Linked DNA regions of Homo sapiens: region 1 is linked to region 2. A link is an interaction called in ENCODE POLR2A ChIA-PET data of the cell type or tissue named here. Cell type or tissue: CD4-positive, alpha-beta T cell. All regions are shown on one strand. Links, peaks and the distances in the headings refer to the core of each region. The heading gives the core; the rest is flanking DNA. Region 1 overlaps LOC105374981 (a long non-coding RNA gene). Region 2 has its middle 72 kb from the start of RIPOR2.

Region 1 (8,338 bases), core at 69-8,068, 55 kb before region 2:
GTGAGGCACCACGCCCAGCCACTCTCCTATTTCAAACATTTTTTTGCCTTTTAAATGTCAGTTCAGGTTGACCACAGGGAAACTTTGTAACGACCAATGGGTCAAGCTTCTGAGGCACTGGTTCTGGCCCCTTTTCCTCCTCTCTCCAACCCTCTCCCTCTTGTCCCTGTTCCCTGACTTCTCTTAGGTGTCAAAAACAATCCAGGGCTCATTTCATCTCTGTACATCCATGTCACTCTCTCCTCCTTAACTCTTCAAATAGTATCTTTTTTTTTCCTTTTCTTAGAACCATATCTGGTGTGACAACAATTTGAAAAGCGCCACCCATCCTCTCTGAGACCACAAACAGCGCTGAAGGCAGTGAACCAAGACTTACAAACAAGGGTGTAGACCAAGGAAAATGCTGGGGGCCAGAGGAGGAGAAAGCAAGAAGATAGAAACACCATAGTTTCAAGAGGGAGGGGAGCAGAAAGCCGCCAGCTCTCCAAAAAACAAGAAGCAAAACCCAGAACTCAAACCTCATGAAAGTATCACGAGGTTGAAGCCTTTAAAAGGTGTTTTTACAGCAGATTTTAGAGACTTCTCACCTTACCAACGGTTATAAACCCGTATCCTTGCAAATTCAGCAGTAGAGTCATTAGATTGCCCTCTCAGCCTCTGCACGTGAAGGGTCTCAGGGCTTTTCAGGACATCTTTAGGGTCAGGTTTCGTGAAATAGGTAGGTTGGGCCAGCTTTCTGGGGACTCTAAGCAACCTTGGAGAAAATGGGCAGGAGTAAATAAAGGTATGCCAGCTTGCTTTTTCCAGTGGGGACTTGGCAAATGCCAAAAACAGTATAAATATTATATTCCCATCTTCTAATATCATGGAAACCCATGGTGGCAATGGGGCGCAGGGCTCACTAGCCACCCTGAGGTGAAGAAGTGGCCCCTCAGAGATCTGAAGCTGGTTAGCAAGAGTTCACCAGGGCCTAGCTCCTTGTCCCTCAGGGAAAGCCCCTGGGTGCTATAGCCCACCACCTGGAAGGGGCAGCCCCTGGAGAAATGTTAGAATTCTGGGTGAATTATTTTCTTATGAAATTTCATCCAAAGTTTTAACAAAGTACCAAATAGGAGAGTTGTTAAGTATTGTGAGTGAGTGAGGTGGAGGAAGCAGAGCGGGGAAGGGGTGGCTCCACTCTCTCACTATATTCACTGCTCATCCTAGAGATGACCTAGTGTCAAAAACGTTGCAAATGCAACCAGCTGCCTGTTGCATCCATGTAGTTCAGTTGTTGCTATTTACAGGGTAGTATAAATGCCCGGTGCTGCTATGAACCAAGGTGCTGAGTATCAAATGTTCCTGGAAGAGCACCTAGTAGTGTTTCATTGGATGGTTTCTAGTAAAAACTTTATGCAAAAGTAATATGGTATTGCTGATTATAGGTATTATCTGATAATAATAATCCTGTCAAGTACTTGCTTGGGCCAGATCACTCTGTGAAGGCAGAAAGTTGGCAATGCTTGTCTTAAATGCAAGATTCTTTCTCTTTTCTTCCTCCCTCCCTCCCTCCTATTCAACCATCCTTTATTCACCCTTGGAAAAATTTGGGCTCTGCATTCACTCTTGCACAATCCTGTAATCTCATGGTTTACTTTATGATGACAATATTAATGACAATAAAGGCACATTTTCCCTAAGATACTTGGGAGTATGTGTGGCTTATCCTTCTGTTTTCCTTACGAAGTAAAAGGGAGCTCAGTGTGTCTGTCCTCACTTTACTGATGCAGAGATTAAGGACAAGGAATCTAAGTGAATGGGCAGTAGGGGACATGAAACATGGCAGGGTCACCGGAGCAAGCCAAAACACTTTTGAAGAGCCAGTGAGTCAAACCTGTGGAAACCTATGCCAGAAAGTTCTTACAGGGATGACTGAACTGTTCCATCTGAACAAAAAGAAAATATATTCATTTAAACAAGCCTAAAGTGCAGCTATCTAACAGGCGAGGTGGATGGGGTTGGGTGCATAGGGTTTGCTGCTTTAGTGCTGATTTCTCAAATCTTTTATTTTCTCTGCTGACCTCTGCAGTACCATAGAACACAGTCCAGGCATTAGACTTGCAGCCACAGGATCTAGGTCTTGTGTGTCAGTTTTGAAGGCAGCATGCCCTGCTAGACTGCGACATCCTAGAAGACAAAGGTCAGCCAAGATCTTTGCGTGAGGCCTGATAGAAATCAATGTTCCAGACATTTTAAAAATCAATGACTTCATTGATTTCCAGAAGTTCTCTAGGCAAGAGCGATCAGAGACTTTAGAAGTTCATATCAACATGGAAGTGGTAGAATGACACCTGAGAGAGTAGTGGGTGGTCACCAGGTCACAGGTGTCAGGGTGATCGGAACACTCTGCCCTACAGTGACCTTTGCTCTACCTCCCAATATTAGGCAGAGGAACTACCATTACACAGAGCCTGATTATGGTTTTTATGCTCAGGAGAACTTGTGTTGTCTTCTAAGTGCTGCAGCCCCCAGGTTTTTTGTAAGAGAGGGGCAAATAGACATTTTCTCACGTAAATTAATCAGCTCATTCATGAGTTTTGCAGTCGAATCGCTGTCTTTGCATGGTGTTGTCTGCCAACTAATGGAATAGGGGGTCTTCAAATTTTGTTGACAAAGATAAGACTTCCGTAAAAGGATCCCTTCAAAAGCAGCTTAAAGAGAATTCCGAAGCAACTGTGCTTATAACAATAAATGTTTCTCCATCACTTTCTTTCCAGTTCCTTTGCCTCACGCTTCTGCTACTCTAGTTGTTTTTCCCAGTTTCTCTCCTGTTTACATGCGCTAAAAGAAAACTGTGTAAGGCACTTCATAGGAACATTAAAAACTGGTACAAAGGAAATGTCATGGTTGGTGGGGCGGAGTTTTTAAAGGTTTGGTGAGAAAAAGAAATCCAGACCTTGCTTCTGGCATTTTCTGGGTAGGATTTTTTCACTGGTCCCTAATTCACAGAATAATCAGCTTTGGCAGCAATATTTAGTTCTCCTTTCTTTCTACACACTGGGATGAGGGCATATGAGAACGGAACTTGTGGTAAAGACTACCTTGCCACAACAGGACCCCACCCTGCTTACCTTCCGCTGGATCCACAGTAGTCGTAAATATGTAGTGAATTGTAAATGTGGGGCTTCCTGTATTCTGCAGTGGACATTGCCACACCACTGTCTCCAGTGGAATGAACCAGAATGTAAAATTTATACCTCTTTTGAAATGCGATGGAGCAACATAGGATGACCACATTTTTTCTGTACTATATTGCACTCTTTTGCACAATGTGTAAGAACACAACATGAGAAACCCACAAAGAAGGAAATAGAACAACTGAGGTTGTTGGCTGGGTAGGCTGCAAGGTAAAGCGCAGAATAGTAAATGCCCCACCTAGCCAACATCCTCTGCCAGCTGTTATTCCTGTCACCTAATCTCTACTGCTCTCTCTCTATTATTCTTTCCTATCATCCATCCATTCATCCAGCCAGTCAGACAGCATTTACTGGGGATCCTGTCATGTTGGCTGCTGGGGATATAGACTGCGAGTAGTATGCTGGTAAAAACTAAATAACTAGCTCTGAGGTAAGGGAGCTGATTTGCAGTGCTTATGGATTTTCATAGTGCTAATACTCCCACCATGACTAATTTCAAGCTACTAATGCAACATCATTGAAGCAAAGTTGGGAAGAGATGCACAGTAGCACACCATTTCCACCAACCAGATACAATCGATGTAAATAACCTCCAGTGCACAGATAATAATAAAAGGTAGTAATGAGGAGCTGATGAGTATTGAGTATTTATTAGCATTGTTTTAAATGTAATTTATTTAATTGCACACTTATATAATTTAATTTTAAATCATGGCTGTTTTAACAAACAGCTCACAACATTTCTGAAACTAACAACTGGCTCTCATAAGCAGGTATGTGCTGACTCCAGCACACCACTAGACAGAAAGAAACAATGTATGCTGTTTGCTTTACAAAAGTCTTTTTTAAATCTAGAAAGAATAACATACACATGTAAATAAGGAGTAGCCATATAGTTAATGTGATAACGCAGTAGGGGAAAGTGCTGGGCATAGAATTAGTGGGAAGCACAGTGAGAACCTGTTATGCACTGAATGTATGTGTCTCCCCGAATTTCATATATAGAAGTCCTAATCCCCAGTGTGGCTGTATTTGGAGTAAGGAAGTATTAATAATGAAGGTTATGGCTGGGTGTGGTGGCTCATGCCTGTAATCCCAGCACTTTGGGAGGTCAAAGCGGGCGGATCACCTGAGGTCAGGAGTTCAAGACCAGCCTGACCAACATGGAGAAACCCCGTCTCTACTAAAAATACAAAATTAGCCAGGCATGGTGGTGCATGCCTGTAATCCCAGCTACTTGGGAGGCTGAGACAGGAGACTCTCTTGAACCCGGGAGGCAGAGGTTGCGGTGAGCCGATATTGTGCCATTGAATTGCAGCCTGGGCAACAAGAGCAAAACTCTGCCCCCCCCCAAAAAAAATTAAGGTTAAATGAAATCATAAGTGTGGGGCCCTGATCTGATAAGATTAGTGTCCTTATAGAAGAGACACTGGAGAGCCCTCTCTCTCTCCAGGTGTGTGCCCCACAGAAAGACCATGTGAGGACATAATGAGAAGGCAGCTTCCTGCAAGCCAGGAAGAGAGCTCTCACCAGAAAGCGAATCAGCTGAGATGGGGTTCAGGCCATGCTACTTCAAAGTGTGGTACCTTGGCATTTGAGAAAACAGCAGAAGCAAGAAGGTCGCTCTCACCTTTCCCTCATCCTTCTCTGCTGAAGCGGGTCACAAGGCTTTCATTTGAGAAGTACCTTCCCTATACCTGGAGGAATGGTAGACCCTTATTTCTGAAGACACAAAGACACAAAGAAGAATCTGAACAGTCTTCAAAACATTCCCCCAGTTTATGAACATTAGATGATCCCTTTGTCCAATCATACATCTGCATGACTGTCTCCTCGTCATCAAACCTAAGCATAAAAATACACAAGCTTCTCTGTTTCTTTGAGTCTTCATTTCTAAAGGCTCCCCTGTCATGTAAAACTTACGTTCATTAAATTTGTCTGCTTTTCTCTTGTTAATCGGTCCTTTGTTATTGGAGCCTCAGTCATGAACCTAGTGATGGGAAAGAAGGATATGCTTTCTTCTTACAGCTGGAACATTGATGATCTTGGACTTCTAGCCCCAAGAATTGTGATGAAATACATTTCTGTTGTTGAAGCCACCAGGGCTATTTTGTTATGGCAGCCCAAGCATACTAATACAGAGCCCTAAATAAAATTACCTGGAGGGCGGGTTGGTAACTTGGACTCAACAGAAGCACCTGAGGATGCTCAGAGGCAGGCTGGTTTGCATTTAGCAAGTGGACCTCCCTATTCCTGAATATTTTCTCTTATCGCTAGTCAGTGTCTTCAGATACAAACACCCTGGCACAATTATGATCCTTGGCAGAATGTTGACTTTAGAAGGGAGAACTCCAACTTTGAAGCCCAAGCTGAGAAACACAGCAGGGCAGGTGAGGATTGGTGACCAGTGACTGCCGCTGCAACACAGGAATCACACCTGGTGAACTGTGCAGGCCCAGTCTCTCTCTCCTTTTTTTTTTTTTTTTTGAGACAGGGTCTCACTCTGTTGCCCAGCTTGGAATGCAGTGGTGTTATCATGGCTCAGTGCAGCCTTAACCTCCCAGGCTTAAGCGTTTCTCCTGTCTCAGCCTCCCAGGTAGCTGGGACTACAGGCATGTGTCACCATGCCTGGCAAATTTTTTGTAGAGACAATATCTCACTATATTGCTCAGGCTGGTCTCGAACTCCTGAGCTCAAGTGATCCTTCTGCCTCAGCCTCCCAAAATGCTGAGATGACAGGTGTGAACCACTGCACTCAGCCTTAGGCCCCGTCTTTAATAGTGGCTTCTCATGGCAAAGAAATAAACAGCACACGTTGGATTAATAACGTATTCTCATTCCCAAGAGTCCTAGCATTGATAATAAAATGTATGCCTTCTAGAATGAGAAAGTCTTTGAGATTCTTAGACATTTTGGTGGCTGTGCAGCACTTAGGGCATTCTTCCTAATGTGGTATATATGGACATGAACAAATAGTAAAAGAATTAAGAGTTGTGGCCGTTTATATATCCTGATTTGTAGAACAGGTAATGACATATATACTGAGTATGTGTAGATGTGCTTAGAGGAAAGGATGTTGGCCAAAATGTGAACAAGGATGTTATCTCTGGATTAGATATTTTGGGAGGAGAGTTTACTTCTATATGTTTGCTTGTATTGTTTGCATTTTAATTTTTTGTCAAAAAATTTATCAATTTATAATACCTGTCCATTGTAAATAAAGCAAGTAAGATTTAAAAAGGAAGTTTAAAATCCAACCATAGTCCCAAGAGCCAGAAATAAGCACTGTTAATATTTTGGCTTAGAACCTTCCAGATCTTCCGCTATGCGTGGCATATTTTCTTTGTAACCTCTCATCAGCCTTGGATTAATCTGTCTCCATATCCTAGACCGGGGCATCTGAGCCCTGGGGGACAGAAGGCTCACAGCTCACACAATATTAAGTTAGTTTTAAAACACAGTAGGCCCCTCACCCCTGCTCACAATTTTTAAAAAAGATCTCTAGTTAGCCCTTTTTCATTCCTCCCCCCACTATTTCAAAGCTTAAACCATTCTCCCTATCTCACCTCCTATTTCAGAGAAAATATAGACCATCAAGCATGACTCTCTTACTTTCTTCTCTTCCGCTTTTAAATCTGCAGTTTCTTTTCTTCCCCTCTGTTATAGTTGAAAACCTATCTCTTACTCCGTCTAAGGTCCATGCTGCTCCTTCAAAAAAAAAAAAAAAAAAATTACAAGCCTGGTGCAGTGGCTCACGGCTGTAATCCCAGCACTTTGAGAGGCTGAGGTGGGTAGATCACTTGAGGTCAGGAGTTCGAAACCAGCCTGGCCAACATGATGAAACCCTGTCTCTACTAAAAATACAAAAAAATATTAGCCAGGTGTGGTGGCAGGTGCCTGTAATCCCAGCTACTTGGGAGGCTGAGGCAGGAGAATTGCTTGAACCTGGGAGGCGGAGGTTGCAGTGAGCCAAGATTGCAGCAACCGCACTCCAGCCTGGGCGACAGAGTGAGACTCTGTCTCAAAAAAAAAAAAAAAAAAATTACAACTTTTCTCTGGTTTTGTAATTAATCATATCCATATTGAAAATGTTAGGAAATATGAAAGACACAAAGAAGAAAATAAAAATCACATGTAACTCAAACATTAAGAGACAATTACTGCTGGCATTGTAGATTCTTTGTTTTTTCCACACATGATTGTGTGTCTCTGCACATTAAATAAGTATTTTTACACAATTGAAATTATTCCGCACATGCTATCTCATAAATCTCTTTTTCCCTCTTACAATAGATCATAAATATTTTTGCATGACTACAAATATTCTACACTGAGATTTTAAGATGATTTTTTAGGTTAAAAATAACTTTTTCCTTATTTTAAAAGCAGTGTATGCTTATTGTGAAACCATTAGACTTTTGTTAAAAGGGAGAAAAACTTAAATACTTATCATCTTACCTCTGAGATATGATGAGCTGACATAATTTTTATATAAATTTAATAAAAATAAGTTCAGTCAGATATCATTCTATATCATTTGTGATATGCAAATATTTCATTTAATCCTCATGACACGCTAGGTAGTTGTAATTATTATGATAATCCCCACTTTCTAGATGAGGAAACTGAGGCCTAAGGAATTTAAGTAATCTGTTTGAAGTTTTTAAGCGGTAGAGGTGGGCTATGGACCTAGGCAGTCTGCCGCAGAGGCTGGAGTTTTAATAACTCATCTGTACAGCTCTCAATTTATAGGGAACGTCTTTCCACATCAATAAATCTTGCTCTCTGTGCCTTGCTTGCAAATATCTACTCTAGCTCAGAATCAGATAAACATTGTTTTGTTTTCTTGTAGTTCTTTTAAGATTTTCTCTTTCGATTACCAGTTGCACGTAGAATTACTTTTGTTTTTGCTGTGGGTGGATTCTCACTTCAGGTTTTTTCCAAATGGTTAACAAATGATCCAAGTTTTATTTATTGAACAACCTATCGTTTCTCCACCAACTTAAACTGTTATCTTTGTTTCTGCCTCTGTCTTCTCTTGACTTCTCTGAAAACTTATTTCATCTATTATCCACCATTTCTCCTGGATCTTGAAAATATGAGGTAGCTTTGAATTATTGGTACATTTGCTTAATTAATTGATTGATGTATTATTCATTAAG
Region 2 (8,338 bases), core at 11-8,010:
CTGTTGCCCAGACTGGAGTGCAGTGGCGCAGTCATGGCTCAGTGTAGCCTCAACCTCCCTGGGCTCAAGTGATCCTTGCACCTCAGCCTCCCAAGTAGCTGGGACTACATGCGTGCACCACCACACCTGGGTAATTTTTCTATTTTTTGGTGGAGACGGGGTCTTACTATGTTGCCCAGTCTGGTCTCCACCTTCTGGGCTCAAGCTATCTGCCCACCTTGGCCTCCCAAAGTGCTGGCATTACAAACATGAGCCACCATGCCTGGCCTAAAATCTCCTTTAAAGGTAGCATTACCTCTTATTCCAAGCCTAACTTTTTTATATTTTCAGTAGAATGCGTTCCAGTCTTAGCTTTTCCAACAGGTAAGTGCAAACTTCAGATACTTACTTGTTCAAATAGTATTTTTGAATTCGTATGTTAAAAATAGTCTAATAAATCTGACCCCAGTTCAGTTATGACCATTTACCACTCTTCTTTCATTTGTCATGTCACTGTGTGAATAAAGTACAAATGGAAGCAGCTCTAGTGGTATTTTATATGTCCTAAACACACAATAGTGCATCTGGAGGGGATTTGAGCAGCCCACAGTGAAAAGGAGTAACTGAGTAGAAACAAACCAAGGGATATTATGGTTGTGACATGTTCATTGTCTCAACTTCCTGAGACTTATAGACAGTTTCTGAATACCTCAAAAAAGCACTAAATCTGGCTAAAATACCTAACAACCACAATGATACCCAAACTCAGTGAAAGATGGAAATTAAAATGGAATAACTCATAGGATCCGATTGTTGAATGATGGATATGGAAAAAAAGAACAAGGCACAGACAGGCTTTAGACCACCAAAGTCATGTAACTAAATATCACACAATCAGATGCAAGTTAAAAAAAGTCTCTGTATACCTCATAATCCCTACTGCTTGGTCACAGTGTAGCATTTCCACAGCAGTTCTCCTTGGCCTGGAGAGGGTAACAGCTTCTCCTTTATGTTCACCATTCACCCCCTGTACTGGATTTTTCTCCACCTTGTCGCCTCCTCTCCAGGTTTTCTCCTGCCAAGAAGGGAGATGAGTGCCTGCAAACAGCACTGATTTGACAGTAGCCAGCATCAGGACTCAAGAAGCCAGGGATCCCTGCTCAGCAGGCCAATCAGAGAGATCCCATTATGCAAGGGGCTGCTGAGGGACTATTTGTCCCGAACTGGAGGCAGAAAACTGAAGGATGCCCTTTTAGAGTTTGTATGGGTTGTTTTTGGAGAGAAGCCATGCCATTTTTTTGTTTTGTTTTGTTTTGTTTTACTGGCATCTAGTTTGTGTGTGTGTGTGTTTGTATGTATGTGTGCATGCGCACGTGTGTGCATGTAAATCTGCTGTCTTTGAAGGGAGACAAACATTTTTCCAGTTCCTTCCTTAAGGTACTTTAGTATTCTCACATTTTAATTCCCCATTGTTTTAATTCCAACCATCCAAATATGTTATGATCTGAATCAAAAGCTAGTACCCCAAATGTATTCAAATAGGCTACACACACACACACACACACACACACACACACACACACACACACACTCTGCTGTGTCATCCATTCTATTACCCCCAACATCATGGTATTAATTAGTGAATTCTTTCACCCTTAAGCTACAGCTGATAGCTTTGCACCAGGAGAATTTCTCTGCCTATTTCCCTATCTGGCAGAGCTAACAGGATTGGAGTGGCTACTCCTGCAGTAACACTTCACACTGTTGTGGTCACCAGAGGTTGAAGGAGGCCCTGGGGTTTTCATCTACGAGGCTGACTCTGACCGGGTTGTCCGTAGATTTAGACTAGGTTCCACCTTAATCAAACCAAATACAGCTCAAAATGTTTCTCCAGCAGATTACAAATCAATTTACCAGACAAAACTCCCCATTAATCCATAAGTGTCATAGAGCGACCTGCACAGACCTGCAGAGCATCTATACAACAATGATATTTTGTGTTCTGATTTTCCTACCTGTGCAATTGTAAAATATCCCTAAATAGCCGGTATTTATAAGTTTTCATTTGAAAGAAGCATAAGAAATCTATGTCTCATCTTAGTCAATGAAAAAAAATTATCCTTAACTGTGAACAAAGTCAGAGACATAGTCTCTCACAAGTGGGAATGAAGAAATTATGCAGGACCTATTTAGCTTCTGGTGAATGTGGCAGGTATTTCCAAGGGGTGTTTCAAAAATAAAATCCCTATGGAGATATATATATATATATATATATATATATATATATATATATATATATACATTTACCGATCAAAAGATATGCCATTATATACATCACCTTCTTCTCCTGTTTAACTTGACATTTTCTTCATGATCACTGAGCTCTGGGATCCCAGCCCTCCTACAATAGTGCTCTCCTGCCATGGTGACTCACTAACTTGTTCGTTTCAAAAGTGTTCTCAGATGATGAAAGCAATAGAACATTCAGAAAATAAAATAAAACTCTACAATTCTATGCCCAGCACAAAAGCTGCTCTAAGGTTTATATATTTCCTTCCAGGCTTTTTAAATTTTGAATCCTTACTTTAAAATATTTCTGTTAAACAGGCATGAGAAATCATTATAGGAAAATGAGACTACAACAGAAAATCATAAAAGGAAAACAATTAGAATACTCTCTAATCCCTCCACTCAGAAATAAATACTGTTAACATGTATACAGTTTTTCTTTCTCTTTCCATATACCAACACATGTTTTTAAAGGATTACTTTTCAATGCTCATGCCTCTTTCTGCCTTCATTCATTCGTTTATTCATTTGTTCAATAAACATTAATTGAGCACCTACTATAATACCAGCCAGCACTTTACTAGAGTTAAAACAATGCACAAAAAATGGCATGGCCTCTCATGGTTCTCATGATTCTTATAGTCTACAGGGGAAGATAGATCTCAAACAAATAATTACTACTTTTTCTTTGAGGAATAAATTGTATTTGTCTTCAGGCCTTAAAGTCTCATCTGTCTTTTCAAATCTCTCTTGCCACCTCACCCCCACAAATTCCAATCTCCCTCTGCTTTTGTTCATTATTAAACCTTCATCACAATTCAAGTGAAAGGTGTCCTGGAACTCTCTGTTCTTTTTTTGAAGAGTTCATCCCCTGTGTCCTCCAGGCACAGGTGAGTCACTGAGCTGGGAGGTGGCTCTGTGGAGTACGGACTGTACCACCAAGTGGCCTTGCACAAGTTTTTGATAACACCTACCAGAGCCACGAGAGTTCTGAGAATTCTCCCCACAGGAAGAGGAAGCATTTGGAATAGGAAGTAAGACTGAGCTGCCAAATATAGCACAGCTATATAAGAAGCCAGGTTGAGAAAGAGGAAACATGCACTCTTTTCAGCTGCCAGGCAGCACTTTGCTTTGGGGAAAAACAAACAAACTGTGCCATGGCTGAAAGCCTAGAGGAGCTGGAACTCAAATGCTGTGTGGTGTGCCTGCTGGGACCCTGTGGCTCTGGAATGGAACGCTGTGGGAATCCCAGTGCCAGGCTCTGGGAGGGTCTCTTGCTCAACCAAAAGCAGGGAGAGTTCTCCATAACCAAGGGCCTGCAGCAATTATTTGATTAACTTCACCAAGTTTCTGCTCTGTTTTCTGTTTTGGCTATGGTGACATGGACTTTTGTTATTATTATTATTAGTCTTCTTAATACTGCTGGAGAGAATGGCCAGTATCTTAATATCTTCAATAGATAAAGAAAAGCCTATTAAAGGCAAAATACCATGAACAGAGGCTATTCTGTGTCTACACGGTAAGCTGGATCTTCTAGTCCACCTGAGTAGTGGCCTGCTTCTCAGAGGAGGTAACTTCTCTGATATTGTTGGTCTTATCCTGTGGGTTGAAGAAGTGAGCACAAAGGACCTGCTGATTCATTTTCACATTCTCATCACTGACACTGCCTGCTCCACCACGGGCGCTCAATACTATGACAAATCCTCACTTGGTCAATTTTGTGAATGTGACATACTGAAAAATGTTACCATAAATAAAATGAGTGGGTTTTCCCTATGTACATAATAAGCAAGATATGATCAAATGAAGTTTCACTTTACCAATATGCAGGCAATTATTATCTTTATAATTGTTACTTCATTTTCCTTTGGCCTCTCTAAAAGTCCTGTGCTCTCTGACCTTATTCTTCTTCCCCAGACACCTTGCACTCTTGGCCCTTCCTTCCTGCCCTCCCCATCTTCCTTCTCGGTGATCTTAGGCACCCCCATGGCTTCAACTGTATCATCTCTGTCAATAACTCCACATTTACATCCATGCCCAGGCTTTTCTCCCCGGCCCCAGAGCTGTTCTTCCAACTGCTGTAGACATTTCTACATTGATATCCGGGAGGGACCTCAAACACAACATACCAACAAATAAGCATGCTGTAGCCCCACCTGCCCTCACCCCTAGTTTGCCCCCGACCTCTATTTCCTATCATGTTTAGTGGCATCATCCCAGGCAACCAATGCTGGAAACACTGGAAATACCTCCAATGAAAATGTCAAATGGAACTGTTTCTGCCTTATTTTTATTTTTTAAAAATATTTTAAAACTATTTTTATTAAAATCAGTAGTAAGAATCTGCCTCATGTTTTACTGTGATGCCAAGACAAGCATGGTAGCTGAATGATGGTCCCCCAAACACATCCACATGCTAGTCTCTAGAACTGCATGGTGAAAGGGACTTTGCAGATATAATTAAGTTAAGCATTTTTTTTTTCAACCATGTTGGTCAAGCTGATCTCGAACTCCTGACCTCGTGAGACACCCGCCTCGGCCTCCCAAAGTGCTGGGATTACAGGCGTGAGCCACCGTGCCCAGCTAAGTTAAGGGTCTTGAGATGGGGAGATGGCCCTGGATCATGCAGGAGGGCCTGATGTACTCAAAAGGGTCCCCATAAGAGGGGTCAGTCAGAGAAAGAGATGTGAGGACAGTGGCAAAGGCTGAAATGCTGTGGCCACAAGCGAAGGTGGCTCTAGAAGCTGGAAAAGGCAAGGAAACAGGCTCCAAGCCTTGAGGGGAATGCAGCCTTTGAGTTAAGCCTTGTAAGATCCATTTTGGACTTCTGGCCTATAAGACTTGGACTTCTGGCCTATAAAACATAATAAAATTACACTGTTTTAAGCCACTATATTTTGGGTAATTTGTTACAGTAGCAATAGGACACCAATACAATAAGAGATTTCAGATATGAAAGGGAGCAGGAGATGATTTCCAAAGAAAGTGGCCTCTCTGACATCTGCTCCAAGAATAAAAGTGGTAGAAATTGGTCAGGATGCCAAGGAAATTTGATGAGGAGATAGGCAAGATGATGGCTCTGGAGGAGCCATTGGCATTTGTGGGTCTCCTTCCATTCCCTCTAGGGAAGTGCCAGGGTTGAGAAGCACTGTTCTTGGCAGTTCAGCAGGTGCTACTTTCCACTTGGTATATTGGGAAACTAAGCAGGGAGAGGTCAATAGCTTGCTTGAGCTCATGTAGCTTGTTAGGGATGAAGCCAGGACACTGATGCAGGATGGCTCTTGTCCATGCTGACTGCTGCCTCACCTCAGAGAAGGCAACAAAAGCAGAGACTGGAGCTCTAATTGATGCAGGGTCTTGCTGGTGGCATCCCACTGCTCTTGGCTTCAAAAGCATGGGCGAGTGATGTTGGTCTCGTGGGGAAAGGCAAGCCCCTCGCAGTAGGGAGCACAAAGGGAAGAGGAGCTTACTAAGACCAGTGTCAAAAACAGGAGAAGACCTGCTTCTGTAAGCAGGTCAGACAGAATACAGTGTTCTTTATCCCTTGCTTCTCTGCCTTTCAACCTTTATCTTGATTAGCAGTTTCTCTGAATTCACTTTCCTCTTTCTGGTAACTCAATCCTAAATACTCCAGCCTGAGTTGTTAATTTGGTCGATTAAACAAGAGAAATCCCTTAGAAATCGTCTTACCATTCTGAAGTCCATATTCCTCCAGAAATATTTACTTCTGCCAGATAAATACCAATGAATTCGTAGGAAATGTTTCCTCCATTTTAACTTTGATCAAACTTCATTCAAAACCATGAAACCAAAAGAAGAAACCACAAAGCTCGTTACCACCCAGATGGCTCCCAGCTTATGAATAAGTTGTATTCCAAAAGTTGGCTTGTAAATCAGCGGTTCAGTATGTATGGTGGCCTTTCCCGCAGAAACCGTGTTTTAAATGGTGGTCAAGTTTCAAGCTCTCCCATAAAGTCTATCTAACTCATGAGATAACAAGTAATATTAACAGATAATAGAATTCCAGAAATTCTTTATGATTATTTTTTGGGAGGAAAGCAGGATAAGGAAAGAACGATACTTCCTGTGGGTGGAGGTGGGGACTCAACTGTCTCCAAGCAAAGAGGCCACACAGCCTTCTACTGCCCTGGGCCAAGTGGGTTTTGTGGCCAGCAGGAAAGGCCCTGTGGTGTGGCATGAGGCAGGAGAGCATGGGAGAACGGATGCCCAGAAGAACTTCCAGGAGAGAGTTAGGAGGAAGTAGTTCAGAGAGACAGAGGATCAAGAACAGCTTCAAGAGAAGAGAAAACTGGAGAGGAAGCAAATGGAAAATGTTTACAGGTATTATAGTAGGTTATGAGTTTAATTCTTTTTAATGTTTGCTATAGTTTGAATGTTTGTCCCCCATTAACCTCAGGTTAAAATTTAATCCCAATGTTGGAGGTGGGGCCTAATGGAGGTGTTTGGCCATGGGGACAGATCCCTCATGAACAGTCTCGTGCCCTCCCTGGGGATGATTGAATCATCACTATATTAGTCCCCTCTTCCCACCAGAGCTGGTTGTTAGAAAGAGCCTGGCCCTCCTTCCTCCCCCTTTCCTCCTCTGTCACCCCATGAGCTCTACAGAGCTGGCACCCCTTCACCTCCCGCCTTGAGTGGAAGCAGTCTGACGCCTTCACCAGATGCAGATGCTGGTGCGAGGCTTCGTGTACAGCCTGCGGAACCATGAGCCAGATAAGCCTCTTTACTTGACAGATTACACAGTTTTTCCTTTAGGGCAAAACAAAATGAACTGAGACAGTGTCCTTCAAGAGATTCAAGTGAAAATTAGAATTATTTTAAAATTACTTTTTCTTGTTAGATGGCATTTTTTGACTAGAACTCTATACTAGGATTGGGCTATGGGAGCGCCAGGATTTATATGGGCTTTATAAGTAGGAGCCTGTGCTATAGATCCTATATTATTCAGGCAAGCAGGAAAGAAAAGATTTCCTTCCACTTCCACTCCGTAAACGTTTCTTAAGCCAACATTTTTTTAGTGCTTGCTAGGTCTCTGGTGCTACAAGGGACACTAGACAGGATGAGATACAAAAATAAATAAGATGGACTTCTTGCCTTTGAGGAGCATATAGGTTATAGGGGAAGACACCACTGCCAACAAATGATCCCCATGCGTGCTACACTAGAAGTGTGTGCAAGTAGCATAGGGACACAGATAAAGAATGGCTTCTCTGCCTGGGTGGTTGGGAAAGGTTGTTCTCTCTAGTTGGGACCCTGCTTGAGTCTGTCCCTTATATCTTCTGCCTTCAAATATCTTCCCATGTTACTTCATCCTGTTCTTCACTTTTTCATCTACAGAATCTATGAAAAAAAATTTGTTTTTACAATGACTCATTGGAAAAGAAGAATTTGGCAATGAGCAGTGGAGGGAGGCTAGGAATGCCAACAGAAATGGTGGTTACATGTTTTAATATTTTATAAATTTTATAAATTAGGAATTGGGTTTATATATATGTCCACATATGTATATGTACATGTAGGTATATATGTGTGTGCATGTATATAATGTGTGCATATATGTGTGTGCATTGTAATCAAAAGGAAGTCTCCAGAAGGAGCAGTTTCCCAGGATCCAGTCTTCTGGTGAGACACTGGGGATGACACGGGGATTGACAGGGCTCCAGGCATCACTGCCACATTACTTTGGATCTTGTATCTGAACTCTAGAATATGTCACATAGTCATCAAACCACAGTTTAGTCTGCTTTTCCACAAAGGAAAACTTTATCTGTTGGCCTGTGTTACACTATAATGTGTGAGGGGAATTGGATGGTGTTACATCGGGAAGCCAAGCAAAGTTTATTGTTTCTTGGGATTACATTCTTATATTTTTATATTCTTTAATAAAGCACAGGCTGGAGCATAAGTAAAAGGAAGCAAGTTCTTAACTACTAAAAATTGACTGCATGGCCCTGTCTCACACCGTAGATAAATACTAGCTAAAAATGGACCGTAGACCCAAATGTCAAAGCTAAAACTATAAAACTCTTAGAGGAATCTGCAGGAGTAT

Evidence for each region. ChIA-PET counts read pairs that join two places held together with the same protein. Peaks named below come from ENCODE experiments on the same cell type or tissue, not always from the same donor. Only the 100,000 strongest peaks of a DNase experiment are listed, where the experiment ranks them.
Region 1: POLR2A ChIA-PET joins it to region 2 with 9 read pairs; 11 of 35 experiments call an interaction of 5 or more read pairs at or near these places.

What each region holds. Positions count from the first base shown.
Region 1 is chr6:24,948,811-24,957,148 of GRCh38, forward strand. It overlaps LOC105374981 (a long non-coding RNA gene), which reads left to right. Exons shown (of 3, transcript XR_007059514.1): 3 at 287-1,681. It also overlaps a transcript of RIPOR2 not described here. Among named protein-coding and RNA genes, the nearest start is that of RIPOR2, 17 kb to the left of the region's middle. In CD4-positive, alpha-beta T cell, for the core only: no CTCF peak of the experiment used is centred there; DNase peaks (open chromatin) are centred at 411 and 3,111; H3K4me3 peaks cover 3,387 bases; H3K27ac peaks cover 6,725 bases.
Region 2 is chr6:25,003,463-25,011,800 of GRCh38, forward strand. It overlaps a transcript of RIPOR2 not described here. Among named protein-coding and RNA genes, the nearest start is that of RIPOR2, 72 kb to the left of the region's middle. RefSeq lists a silencer at 5,604-5,756. In CD4-positive, alpha-beta T cell, for the core only: no CTCF peak of the experiment used is centred there; DNase peaks (open chromatin) are centred at 3,279, 3,929 and 6,099; H3K4me3 peaks cover 797 bases; H3K27ac peaks cover 3,323 bases.